Regions from separate parts of the Homo sapiens genome. Here regions 1 and 2 are each linked to region 3. A link is a contact called in ENCODE Hi-C or POLR2A ChIA-PET data. All regions are on one chromosome and are shown on one strand. The core of a region is the stretch at or near the end of the contact, and the rest is flanking DNA. Distances in the headings are between cores, read along the strand shown.

What was found. Hi-C counts contacts between places; a loop is a spot of excess contacts on that map. ChIA-PET counts read pairs that join two places held with the same protein, here RNA polymerase II (POLR2A). Pooled maps may share reads with other maps.
Region 1: a pooled map shows a loop between it and region 3 (2.6-fold over the local background). The contact joins two enhancer-like sites. A Hi-C loop is called at or near these places in 1 of 168 maps with a recorded cell type or tissue (Right ventricle myocardium inferior), 1 of 37 single-sample maps with no recorded cell type and 2 of 50 pooled maps. POLR2A ChIA-PET finds 5 or more read pairs at or near these places in 1 of 52 experiments (activated naive CD4-positive, alpha-beta T cell).
Region 2: a loop to region 3 is called in a pooled map, with 2.0 times the contacts of the local background. The contact joins two enhancer-like sites. A Hi-C loop is called at or near these places in 1 of 168 maps with a recorded cell type or tissue (Right ventricle myocardium inferior), 1 of 37 single-sample maps with no recorded cell type and 1 of 50 pooled maps. POLR2A ChIA-PET finds 5 or more read pairs at or near these places in 2 of 52 experiments (WTC11 and activated T-cell).

What each region holds. Positions count from the first base shown.
Region 1 is chr15:85,533,263-85,537,688 of GRCh38, reverse strand. It overlaps AKAP13 (A-kinase anchoring protein 13), which reads right to left. Exons shown (of 37, transcript NM_007200.5): 4 at 3,809-4,105. Among named protein-coding and RNA genes, the nearest start is that of AKAP13, 150 kb to the right of the region's middle. RefSeq lists an enhancer at 3,580-3,659. Within about 2 kb of position 1,509, at least 10 of the 41 ENCODE cell types and tissues checked have a DNase peak (open chromatin) inside an H3K27ac peak, as active enhancers do.
Region 2 is chr15:85,552,755-85,557,248 of GRCh38, reverse strand. The region is part of intron 5 of AKAP13 (A-kinase anchoring protein 13); the gene reads right to left. Among named protein-coding and RNA genes, the nearest start is that of AKAP13, 170 kb to the right of the region's middle. Within about 2 kb of position 1,973, at least 4 of the 41 ENCODE cell types and tissues checked have a DNase peak (open chromatin) inside an H3K27ac peak, as active enhancers do.
Region 3 is chr15:85,837,671-85,842,104 of GRCh38, reverse strand. It overlaps LOC105370952 (a long non-coding RNA gene), which reads right to left. Exons shown (of 3, transcript XR_932580.2): 2 at 3,975-4,132; 3 at 1,041-1,562. Among named protein-coding and RNA genes, the nearest start is that of MIR548AP, 14 kb to the right of the region's middle. RefSeq lists a silencer at 1,211-1,470. Within about 2 kb of position 1,449, at least 5 of the 41 ENCODE cell types and tissues checked have a DNase peak (open chromatin) inside an H3K27ac peak, as active enhancers do.

The DNA of each region.
Region 1 (4,426 bases), core at 260-2,759, 300 kb after region 3:
AAACTGACTCCAATGCCCCTGCTTTTCCCACTTTGTAAGAGCAAAGTTAAACCCAGAATTCTTAACTTTATGCTCATGCCTGAAGTTCAGGGAGACTTAAGAAATTTATCATATGTAAATGTGTGCACATAGGCACCTATAAACATTTTTTTCTGAGGAGAAATCTGAGCAATTTCCAAAGGAGTCACTGACCTGAAGAAAGCTAAAAAGCACTGCAACTAAACAATTAAAACAGTAGGAGGATTAGCCATAAATCTTACATAAACTACTTTGTCTAAGTATTAGGCTAGAATATCTCTAAACATCCTAGCTTTCAACAGCAAGAAGTCCTGTTATGTAACAAGGTGCCTTATTTACCTGTATTACCTCAGGCATCATGGTTACTTTGTACCTTTCTCCTTTAAATACCTATTTAAAAGTATTTATGTGCAACTCATTGATGTGAACAGACTATTCCATTACATTTGTCCCTCAACAGCAGGCGTGATGAACTCTTAACTGATGCTTCTCTCCCTTACTGTACCCAGTGTTCCCAGATTCTAATCATCAATTAATAGAACAATTTAAACTGCAGAATGTGAACTGAGCACAGAAAATCAGATTCCTCATCCCAGTTGTTGACTTAAAGACACTTCTATCAAGTCACTTGCATGCATTTCACCTTGCAAAGTATACAACTTACACAATTTCTTTTGTTATTTTATTATTTTAAATATATGTACAATAAAATTCACCTTTAGGGGATGTACACTCCTATGAGTTTTAACACATGCATAGATTCTTACAGCCACCACCACGAACAAGACAAAACAACTCCAACAACCCAAAGAATTCCCTCATGATACCTCTTTCCAGTCAGACTTCCCCCACTCCCAGCCCCTAGCAACTACTCATCTGTTCTCTTTTTCTATAATTTTGCATCTTCCAGAATATCATATAAATAGAATCACATAGTATGGAACCTTTGGAAACTGACTTCATTTTCCCGCATAATGCATTTAAAACACATCCAAGTTGTTGCACATGTCAACAGTTTGCTTCTTTTTATTGCTGAGTAGTATTCCACTGTATGGATATATTATAGTTTGCTTCTGTATTCACTCAGTGAGGGAAATCTGGGTTATTTCCAGTTTTTGAAGATTATGAATAACATTACTATGAGCACGTCCGTGCACAGACTTTTTGGTGACTACAGATTTTCATTTCTCTAGGATAAACACCCAAAAGTGGGATTACTGGGTCATACGCTAAGTGTATGTTTAACTTTACAAGAAACTGCCAAATATTTCTAGAGTGGTTATACATTTTGCATTCCTACAAGCAACATATGATATGTTCTTCATCTTTGCCAGCACTTGGTATTCTTCATCTTAGCCATTATGATAAATGTGTAATGATATCTCATTGTGGTTTTAATATGTATTTCCTTCCTCAAGTGTTCAAATTTGGTTTGGCCTTTGTTAGCACTGCTTGAGCAATTTTGTGCAACAGAAAATTTACCAGTACACTGACAGTACAAAAAAAAATTAAAGCTGGCCAATTCCCTCCTATTAAAGACAAGGAAGTTAAGGCCCAAAGAGAGGAAGTGGCCGGGCACAGTGGCTCACGCCTGTAATCCTAGCACTTTGGGAGGCTGAGGCGGGTGGATTGCCTGAGCTCAGGAGTTCAAGACCAGCCTGGGCAACATGGTGAAACCCCGTCTCTACTAAAACACACAAAAAAGCAGCAGGGTGTGGTGGCATGTGCCTGTATTCCCAGCTACTTGGGAGGCTAAGGCAGGAGAATCGCTTCAACCCAGGAGATGGAGGTTGCAGTGAGCCGAGATTGCACCATTGCACTCCAGCCTGGGCGACAGAGCAAGACTCTATCTCAAAAAAAAAAAAAAAAAAGAGAGAGAAAGAGGAAGTGATATGTCCAAAGTTTCAGATGTTTGCTTTTTCTAATAGTTGTTTTTAATCATGGCAACATAAAACTATCCAACTCCTGGGCCCCTCTTTAAACAAGACAAAACAAAACCATAAAACACCATAAGCCCCACAAATAACTAATGCAGTACTATCTTGACACTGATTTGTGAAAGGCAGCCAGAATAAACATTCCTGTATCAATACAGAAATAGGAGGAGCTAGAGGTATTAAGGCCCATCACCAGGTTTATATAAGGCATGAGTGCCTTTTCAGAATGTCAAATATTCTGATCTCTAAATATTAGCAAGACAGAAGTTTCTTGGACACTATACTTAAAAAAAGAAGAAGAAAAGGATAAATCCTTTCTTCCTTGATTTGATACTTCCTTTCAGGTTTTACCTGGGCAGGACTATCCAGGTAGAATCTGACAGTATGCACCTGACAGTATGGGACACCGTTCTGACGGCTGACCACAGGTTTAACTGTTAAATTTAGTGTAGATTTAAGAGAATCAAAGCTGGCAAAGACCTCTTTACCATTCTTCCATGGAAGAAGACAAAATTCATCTGAGTGTAGAAACTAACTATGCTATGGCTCAGGCCCCTCTGGGTATTTCTCCTCAGGAACTGCTCACCTGTGGGGAGAGTGACTTGTGGTCTGCTTACCCAAAATAATTCAATACTCAAGGCTGGGTGGACTCTACAGGGCAATGGTGTGACTGACCAGCTCTTTCATTGAAGACATAGAAAGTACAAGCAGACCCTTCTGGCAGGAGCTCTAACATCAGGCTTCCAATCTAGATTTCATCAGTAATAAACATTTTGGTTTCTATCTCAGGACTCCCAAATCGTTCAATTGGACTTGAACTCAGAAGGGAAACTGGATGTTACTTATTGAACTCCAGGTACACATTATGTTTCATTAAAAAATATCTATACAATTATGACATCAAGTAGATGTCATTGGCTACTAGAATTATGTGGGAAAACCCTTGTTTGAGTAAGAGGACTTACTATGTAAATATTTTTGAAAAAGTGGAGTTCTGGCCGGGCGCAGTGGCTCATGCCTATAATCCCAGCACTTTGGGAGGCCGAGGTGGGTAGATTACCTGAGGTCAGGAGTTCGAGACCAGCCTGACTAACACGGTGAAACCCTGTCTCTAATTAAAAAAAAAAAAAAATTTGCTAGGCATGGTGGTACATGCCTGTAATCCCAGCTATTTGGGAGGCTGAGGCAGCAGAATCACCTGAACCCAGGAGGTGGAGGCTGCAGTGAGCCGAGATCATGCCACTGCACTCCAGCCTGGACTACAAGAGTGAAAGCCCGTTCTCAAAAAAAAACAAAAAACAAACAAAAAGTCCTTTCTTCAGTGAACTCTCATAGGGAGGGCCAACAGATAAAGTCAGTAAGAGTGACACTAACCTGGTTAAGGAAGTGTGTGGTTTCTCAGAGCACACCCTGTTCTCATGCTCCTCCCACTCACTGCCCAATCTTTCCTCTCCTTCACTTCCAGGCTATCTTTAGAGAACTTCAGAATACAATAATGAAAACCATGTCTTTGATCATTAAACACCAAAAAGTAACTCTGCTACTCTCCTCATGAAGAGCATGTCACTTTCTACACTTGAGAGATCAAATCTGAAATCCAGACCCACAGGAAGGTGACGTGCCACTCTCCTTGGGTAATCCCTAGGGTCATTTCGCTGCAACAACATGCTTAACAGCTCAATTGAAGAACCTAGAAGAGATGCCATTGAGGCCACTTTCCTACAGTAATTCTAAGATTTACGCAGCCTCTGTGGAAGACCTGAATATGATGACCATAGAAAAGTAGCCCCATTAAAAAAAAAGTAGAAATATCACAAACTTAAAGTGTGTTTGTAGATCATATAAATTCTCACCATGCAAACTCTGATCTGTCCCCAATACATTCCACTCCGTGGGCAGCTTCAGGTGCCTGAATGCCAGCACCAACTTCTTATCAAGGGAATTCACATCCCCAGATGGGGGTCCTGACTGGTCAAGAAAACGGGTAAAGTTCAAAGCCTGCTGATTTCCAGCACTGGTTGCTAGGAATTGAGCTGCATCATACGCTTCATCCTGGACGAAATGAAAGTCTTCTTCAGCCACCACAAACACGGGAAGGCCCTCTTTGGAAGCACAGAGCTGCACCTTCACTGTTTCACAACAATCATGACCTAAAGGAAACACAGGCAGCAAATAAAACAGTATTAGAGCCTCACTGCTGAAAGGACGCTAGTGGATCCTCTTAGCTCTTATTTCACGACATACAAATTTCTCCTCCTAAAAAACACCCCCTCCTTCCTCTTGAGCTCTGACAGCATTTTTCCAAACTTCTTAAAACTCCATTTTCAGCTTTTAACATTATTTGCAAATATGAATTCCCTTAACAAAAAACAAAAAACTTTGTATCCCAGCTTTCACCATGCCTATAACATGGTATCTGGAACCGAACAGGCTCTGAATGTCAACAAGGGCTATTCAATTTGAACATATTT
Region 2 (4,494 bases), core at 724-3,223, 290 kb after region 3:
CCAAGGCTTCACAGAGCTAAGGGCTGAAATGAGGGCTAAAAAATAAATTTTAAAATTAATTCCAAGCAATCTGTTTATTCTAAATCAATTTAGTGTAGTAATTTATGTGGATTAATGAGCAGAAAGAAAAGATAAAAGCAAAATGTTTCTTTAGATCACATTTTAAAATGGCACTAAGAGGTATTCGACTGAACACTCACACCTTAAACAACAAAACCACTTCAAATGCACATATTCTCTAAAAGGAAGTGTATACACAAAAATCCCAGAAGACGTTTACAGCAAAATTGTGTAGAGAATTTTTATTTACTCTGTATGTATTCTAAAACGCAAATCCAAATCTTCACTTAAGGAAAATAAAACAGGTGCTTATGGTAGAAAATGTCTTCGACTGGAAATGGCGGCTTCTTCTGAAGAGCTTTCTGAGGAGGTGACCTAACAACTGACCTGAGTGGTATGAAAGAGCCAGCATGCAGAGTTAGGGAACAAGAACATCAGGCAATGTGTACAGCAAGTACAAAGATCCTGAGGTGGCAATGAGCTGGCCAGGGAGGTTACAGCCAGTGTAGCTGTGCAGACAGAGCTATGGGAATGAGAAAAATGTTATGAAATGAAGTCTCAAGAGTTGCACCAGGTTCAGATTTCACAGAGCTTTGTGAGTCCTGGTAGGAACTAGGATTTTATTCTTGGAGGGGTGAGAAAACACTAGGGGGAGGAAGGCAAAAATGACAAAACAAAAGAAGGATGCTAACAATATTTACTACAGTCATGTGCCACTTAGCCATGTTTCAGTCTATGATAGACCATATATGGAATGATGGTCCAGTAAGATTATAATGCAGCTGGAAAATTCCTATCACTCAATGATGTTACGGCTGTCATAATGTTGTAATGCACTGCATATCTGCAGTGATACTGGTGAAAGCAAACCTACTGTGCTGCCAGTCATATAAAAGTATAGCACATAAAATTATGTACGGTACATATTTGATAGCGATAATAAAATGACTATGTTGTTGGTTTATTATTTACTTTTAATCCTCACAAAAACTCTGAGGCAGGTATCAGTGTATTTCCATGTTGCATGTGTGGAAACTGAGACTTAATGAATAATTTCCCCAAGAATTCACAGCTGTAAGTGAAACGGCCACAATCTGTACTCAGAGCTAACTCTAAAACTTATGTGCCTCCTTCCACTACCCACAACGAAACCTACCTCTAAAAAAGTTTCAAACCACATTCAAATTATACTAACTGGATGTCTGATGTAATATTTATCAGAAGCTAATAAAGTATATTAGGGTTTTTGTTATAAGTTTTATAAAATCCATAGCAAGTTTTTCAAATGCAAAATAACACAAATTAGAAGCCATTTCTCAGAGATAAGGTTACAGCATCCAAACCAAGTGTCCACAGTTTATGTATATGATACAACAAAATTCAATAAGCCCAGGATGAGTTTCAACTAATTTTCTAGCATTCTACCTGCCATGCAATAATCAACAACCAATCAGTCTCTGCCTTCTTACCTTGCCTAGCATGCGCAAGAAAACAATGGGGTTTTATGCTAACATACATAGAAAACCCAGTCAAATTAACTTAACTGCAGAGAAGAACACTTTTCTGATCCTAACAACACAAGTCCTTCAGGGAAGTTCAATGATGCTTCAGGTTGAGTTACAGCAAAAAGCCAGAGAAAATGTCAGAGAATAAACAATGAAGATTAACAAAGCATTGGTCTGGAAGCTGATACTCACACATGGCTGCCCAAGCACCCCGAATATCGCAAGCCCATCCTCTTTTAGTTTTGGCTTCATACTACAGCTTTAAAAATAGAGGAAAGCAGCCTGGTTACCCCTCCTAAAGGCGTGTTTCGCTCCAAGTTTACTTCTGACAAGGAACTGCAGCATCTAGTTCCTTTTCTGAGGGCTATTGCAATATCTTCTCAAAACCACATCACCATAATAGTGTCCAACCTTAATGAGTTCTACAAACCCAACCACAACTCTACTCAAATGGAGCTGGAGAAGCTAAATGCCAGAAAGGGGTAGGGGGTGGGGGGTAGCTAATCCACCTCAAAATGATGTATTTTAGCTATCCGTAGGGAACTCGCTGCTAGGCTAGTTATGGTCAGATATGCAATCCTGCATACCCAGGGCCACAAGATATTTTAGCACTGAAACTTAGTTTTCCTCTTTTCCTTCCTTTTTTTGGGGGGGAGGGAACATAGAACTGCCACTCTCGCCTTAATAATTAGCATAAGGAGAGTGCAAAGAAAAAGAAGGCACATCCTTGAAGCAACTACTGTCTATGAGTAATTTGCTCTAAATTTTGTGCTTTTAAACAAAAAAAGTTTTATAAGGTAATTGTTAGAGCATAAGCTGGAAAGTCAGACAGAGTTGGTTTGATTCCTTACTCTCACCTTACCATCTTTGTGATCTTGGACTACTTAAATTTCTCTGCGCTTCAATTTCCTCATCTGTAAAGTGAAAATACTAAATCTGTCATGAGGATTAAATGAATGTGAATTCAAAATGTTAGCTGTCTGGACACCCGAAACGATTGATATATTGTGACTGTGTGGTATGCTAGAGGGCTGGTATAATTCTAATGAACCAAAAAAGAAGGCAACTTCTGAGTATTAGACTTAAAAAAAAAAGAAAAAAAAGTAAGGGAAGCCTGCTTGTGGGGTAAGTGTCAAGCAACTACCCCTACAACACCTACCACAATTTACCCTCCAAAATTCTGTAAGGAAAATGGGGCTTGGTTTCCCCACTAGGTTAAGAGATAGTTACAATTGTGGGGTGAGGCTGACTAGGAAACAGTAAGTCAGAAACTGAATGGTGGTTAAAAGAGATATCATATTCATACGCACCTGAAATATTTCCAATGAATTGTCCTTCCTAGCTCTCCAAATAAAGAGATATCTAAGCTCCTAAGAACTTTATAAACATGTTCTTGTTTAATCCTAACAGATCTATGAGGTACATATTATTTTTCCCTATTTTGTAGATGAAGAAACTGAGGCCTATAAGAGATGTTAAACAATAGGGACACACCAAGTTCAGCTTTGCCATTTTTAAGGCCAAAGAGATGGATGCCTGCTGAACAAGGATTAAGTGATTACAGGGCTACCATCACTATCAGTGAGGCAGCACCACCAATACAAGAAATACTATTAAAATAAAGAGTACTATGTAAGCATTCTCTACATAATCTAAACCAGCGGTCCCCAGCATTTTTCGCACCAAGGACCAGTTTCACGGAAGGCAATTTTTCCACAGATGAGGGGGCGGGGTATGGAATGGTTCTGGGATGAAACTGTTCCACCTCAGATCATCAGGCATTAGATTCTCATAAGAAGCATGCAACCTAGATCCCTCACATATGCAGTTCACGATACGGTTTCCACTCCTATGAGAATCTAATGTCACCACTGACTGGACAGTAGGCAAGCTCAGGTGGTAATGCTCGCTCGCCCGCCTGACACTCACCTCTTGCTGTGCAACCTGGGTCCTAACAGTCCATGGACCAGTACCAGTCTGTAGCCTAGGCGGTGGGGACCCCTGATTTAAAGTACAAATCTCCTTATGTGCTTTTTATGCAGAAATTCTATTGGCCAGTTAAAGCATAAAATATGTACTATAAGAATAAAATGGTACAATAATCAGTGACTATAGAAACTGTTAATGTCATATGCAAAAACAACTAAAGAGTTTTCAAATGGATAAATAGTTTGACAGTTAAAATGAATATTAAGAGATAGTGCACCGGCTAGATAACCTTAGGAAGAACATTTTATCTTTATTAAGCCAACAAATATTTATTAAAATTTAAATGGTATAAGAATTACAGATGTTAGGCCAGGCACGGTGGCTCATGCCTGTAATCCCAGCACTTTGGGAGGCCGAGGCAGGCGGATCACCTGAGGTCAGGAGTTCAAGACCAGCCTGGTTAATATGGTGAAACCCTGTTTCTACTAAAACTACAAAAAATTGGCTGGGCATGGTGGCGAGTGCCCGTAATCCCAGCTACTCAGGAGGCCAAGGCAGGAGAATTGTTTGCATCTGGGAGGTGGAGGTTGCAGTGAGCTGAGATCGCGCCATTGCACTCCAAATTGGGCAAAAAGAGCGAAACTCCGTCTCCAAAAAAAAAAAAAAAAAAGAATTACAGATGTTAGATTATATTAAAACTCTAGATTTAACTTTTTATTAACTAGTGTTCAGAACACTAAACATTAAATAAAACAATTTTTTAAATTGTAGATATTCCATTTAGGCCATGTGTCTTTCTAGGGTAAGTTCAATTTGAAAATCATTCACATAAGAATAAAATTAAGAGCAGAATGTCAACATTGCCATCTCCAAATTTTGTAAGAAAAAATGGCCAAAATCATGTATAAAAACTATGATAAATCCATCCTGGCTAACACGGTGAAAAAACATACAAAAAAATTAGCCGGGCATGGTGGCACACGCCTGTAGTTCCAGCCAC
Region 3 (4,434 bases), core at 200-2,699:
CTTGGGAGGCTGAGGCAGGAGAATTGCTTGAACCTGGGAAGCGGGGGTTGCAATGAGCTGAGATTGTGCCACTGCACTCCAGCCTGGGCAACAGAGTGAGACCCTGTCTCAAAAAAAAAAAAAAAGGAGAAAAAGAAAGAAAGAAAAGAAAATGGACAAAGCTGCTGGGCACTGTGGCTCACGCCTGTAATCCCAGCACTTTGGAGGCCAAGGTGGGTGAATCACTTGAGGCCACGAGTTTGAGACCAGCCTGGCCAACATAGTGAAACCCCATCTTTACTAAAAATAAAAAATTATTATAAAAATTAGCTGGGCGTGGTGGTTCGCGCCTGTGGTCCCAGCTACAAGGGAGGCTGAGGCAGGAGAATCGTTTGAACCCGGGAGGTAGAGGTTGCAGTGAGCCGAGATCCCGCCACTGCACTCCAGCCTGGGGCAACAGAGCGAGACTCCGTCTCAAAAAAAAATTTTTTTTTAGTAAAAGAAAAAGAAAATAAAACCTACTTCAAAGGGTTTTAAGAACACCATGTGAAAAAAGAATTCTACTATAACAAAATAAATATTAGCAATCTCTTCAATTTGTTTCTTTAAAAGCTGAAGGCTGATATTTAGGGGGAAGTGTTCTAATGTCTGCAATTTACTTTTTGAAATGCATCTGAAAAATAAGATGGGGCCAGGCACGGTGGTTCACAACCGTAATCCCAGCATTTTGGGAGGCCGAGGCGGGCGGATCACGAGGTCAGGAGATAGAGACCAACCTGGCTAACACGGTGAAACCCTGTCTCTACTAAAATACAAAAAATTAGCCAGGCGTGGTGGTGGGCGCCTGTAGTCCCAGCTACTCGGGAGGCTGAGGCAGGAGAATGGCGTGAACCCAGGAGGCGGAGCTTGCAGTGAGCCCAGATCACGCCACTGCATTCCAGCCTGGGCGACAGAGCAAGACTCCGTCTCAAAAAAAAAAAAAAAAATTAAAAAGAGAACAAGAAAAAGAAAAAATAAGATAGTTTGAAGGATGGAAAGAGGGATGAATAGATGGACAGATATGCAATGAAACCAATAGAGTAAAATGTGAATAACAGAATCTAGCTGATAGATAAATGTGTGTCCACTGTAAAAGCATTTGAACTTTTAAGTACTAAAGTTTTTCAGAATAAAATTTTGAGGAAAATGGGGAGAGGTGCCACTTGCATTTTACAAAATATGAACATGCTTCTCCCCTCCCCCGCTTAGTTAGACGCGCGCTCCTTTCTGGTCTGATTGCGTTAGCAAGTCACCTTGCAGCCCTGCCCAGCGATTCGGTCCGGTGGGTGCCCAGGATAACACGCGCCAGCCTTCGCCGCTTGCGAAATGTTCAGGGCTCTTGCCGCCAGAGGGCGCGCCCGCGGAGCGCTGAGCGCCAGGGCGCCAGGGGCTGGGTGGCCCGCGCCGGGAAGTGACAGACTCCGGAGCGGACTTTGCCCGGGGGTGGGTCCCAGGCCAGCTGCTACTGCAAGTACCTGCAGAAAACAGCTCTTCGAACCGGACAGTGCGAGAGTCAGCGCCTGCTGCCTGGCCGGGCAGAGATTCTGATGAAGAAGAGAGAGGAAACTGAGTGTGCTGAGGCAGTGTCAGACAATGCTAAATGCTTTCCTAGCACTTATTTCACGTTTTAGTTATAAATCAGCCTGAAAATAGAACGGTAGTGGAAGTGCGAAGGACATGCATTTCATTCCCGGCAGAGGCTGCCCAATCAGGACTCCTGGTCCTCTGAAGACAAAGCAGCTTTTTTGGGGTAGGGAGCGGGGGCGGGATAGCATGCTTCCCCCGCCCTTTCCCCCATGAGCAAAGGGGCTCAGAGTAGCTGTGTCCCCTGAGCTGAGGTGGCAGCTCCTGTGGGTGCCCTGGGACCTCACTCAGCATCTTCAAAGAGCCTGTGCACCCTGCTCCTTCCAGCTTCTTCGTGGAGGGCTGGAGAAGTTGTGAACCTTTGTCAAAAGACAGAAGCACAAACTTAAAGATCTAATTGGCTTTTATTTGCAATTCTAGAAGTGAGCAACACCTCATCCTATAAAATGAGCTGAGCACAGGAGGTTGGCTTTGCAGGCAGAGAAGAGCGGCAGAAAGCAGAAACAGAACAAAACACGGACTGATCATGTCAAAGTTACTTTCCCTACAGGGTTAAAGCAGAGGGGACTTCCTTATTACTTAGGTTGATGCAGATTAAATGGAATGTTTTAGGGGAACTGGCCCATTTCAAAGTTCAGTTTGATGACACTGCACTTAGCACAACTGACTCCATTCTGGTGTCTGGCCTGCTGGGGCCTAGTGCAGGAGACTAGTTCCATAACAACAGCCTCCCATAAATGATGTTTCACACCTCAAACCCTTCCTCACCTCCAGTCATCCCAATGCTCCCACTGACCCAAGTATTTTCTCAGACTATTTGGTTCCCCAGCCACCAGAGAATCAGGCATAAATCATAAGTCACTCTGTATTTTAAGACCATAATCATGCTGGGTGCAGTGGCTCATACCTATAATTCCAGCACTTTGGGAGACCAAGGCAGGTGGATCACCTGAGGTCAGGAGTTCGAGACCAGCCTGTCCAACATGGTGAAACCCCGTCTCTACTAATAATACAAAAATTAGCTGGGCGTCGTGGCAGGCACCTATAATCCCAGCTACTCAGGAGGCTGAGGCAGGAGAATCGCTTGAACTGGGAGGCAGGGGTTGTAGTGAGCCGAGATCATGCCACTGCACTCCACCTGGGAGTCACAGCGAGACTTTGTCTCAAAAAAAAAAAAAAAAAGAGAGAGAACCAGATATCAAGAGTACTTATAAACCCTATAATTCAATTTATATAAAACTGTAGAAAAAATAATCATGACAGAAGAAGATGAATGCTTGCCTTGGGCCATTGGCTGGGGTGTCAAATGGAATGGGGCACAAGAGAACTCTGGGGGGCAATGGAAATGTTTGTTCTGTATTTTCATTGTGGTAGCGGTCACATGTATGTAAAAACTTGTTAACATTCAATGAAAAGTTTGCTTGAAAAAAAAAAAACCTGCCTTCCATTACTCTAATCTTCATATCTGGGGTGTTCTTCCTATTGCGATTGTGTGAACAAAATCAATTGCTCTACTTGTTCAGTTTTTCCAGGTTTCTCTACTCCATGTTCCAGAAGCTACCAACTGGGAGTGTGCAGACTGACGCACAATCGTTTCCTGGCAACTCCCCAGTAGAAGCTAAGGTGTATCTGCTTCCTGCTAGGATCCTGACCCGGGACGAGGGCCCACCTCTCTGCCTGCCTCCTTTAAGGGACGCCTCCTGCTCCACAAGTTTCTGTCCTCCCTCTGAGGGAGCCCTGGAATGTGCTCCATCTACACTACTAGGGCCACGTGGACTATCCTAGGAGTTGGGAGGGCAGGGTGCAGCTGGGGAGGGAATGCTCGCAGAGAATGGGGTTGGGGTGGCTTTGGCAAAGAATGCACTTGGGGTCTGTAAAGAGGTCAGAGAAGAGCAGGGCCACCTTTGCTCATATCAGATGCTGCTTGGCCACCCACACCTGACCCTAGCTCTAAAAGCCAGTGTGTGGAGGGTCTGATTCTGTAAACTGGATGAAAGAGCAGGGAGGATTGAATGAAGAAGATACAGGAGGAGCACAGGCTACCTGGGCAGGGGGCATTTCACTGAGGTATTCTTTCAGCAAGCTTTAATTGAACAAACACAGTGGAATCTCAATGGTCTTTATGGAGTGAGTGCAGGAAAGAAAGAATGAATGAATGAATGAATGAAGATAAGATAAGATCCCTGCACTCTCAGAACTCACCTTCTAGATAAGAAGACAATTCAAATACAAAAATACCAGTAACACAGAATGGTATATGAGAGGTACCATAAAATTTTATGGAAACGAACAGAAGAGAAAAATCACTTCTAGCAACACTGCAGGGCCATCCTACCCCTTATGAGTGTTGATGCAAATTAGAAGGAGCTTACCTGAACAGACCCAGCCTCCTGGGCCCAGCGGCCTGCAAACAAAGAGCAAATGCTTTTATGCCACTCTGCTCCTCAGCCAGGCATCCTGGTGCAGGACTCAGCCTGCTTCTCTGTGAGTGGCAGCCAGGGCTTCATGGAGGAGATGACATTGGAGTTTGCTGGAAGAACAGAGAAGACAGAGAGGACTTAGACCAGTGGGGAGGTGGGGAAGGTGGCAAGGGAGCAGATTAGAGGAGAGAAGAGGATATTCCAGGCAGAAGGATGGGTGCACCAGGATCCTGGAAGCAGGGGATAAAGAGATCTTACAGGAGTGTTAAGATTCTGCTGGGGCTGTCCCCTGGAAGGCCATAGGGGCACTTATCTTTGTAGTGGGTGTCCTCAGGTCACATGCTCAGGCCAGCCAAGCAGGGCAGCCCAGTGACTAGAGAGCATAGGCCTGGGAACTCTTATGAGTTGAATT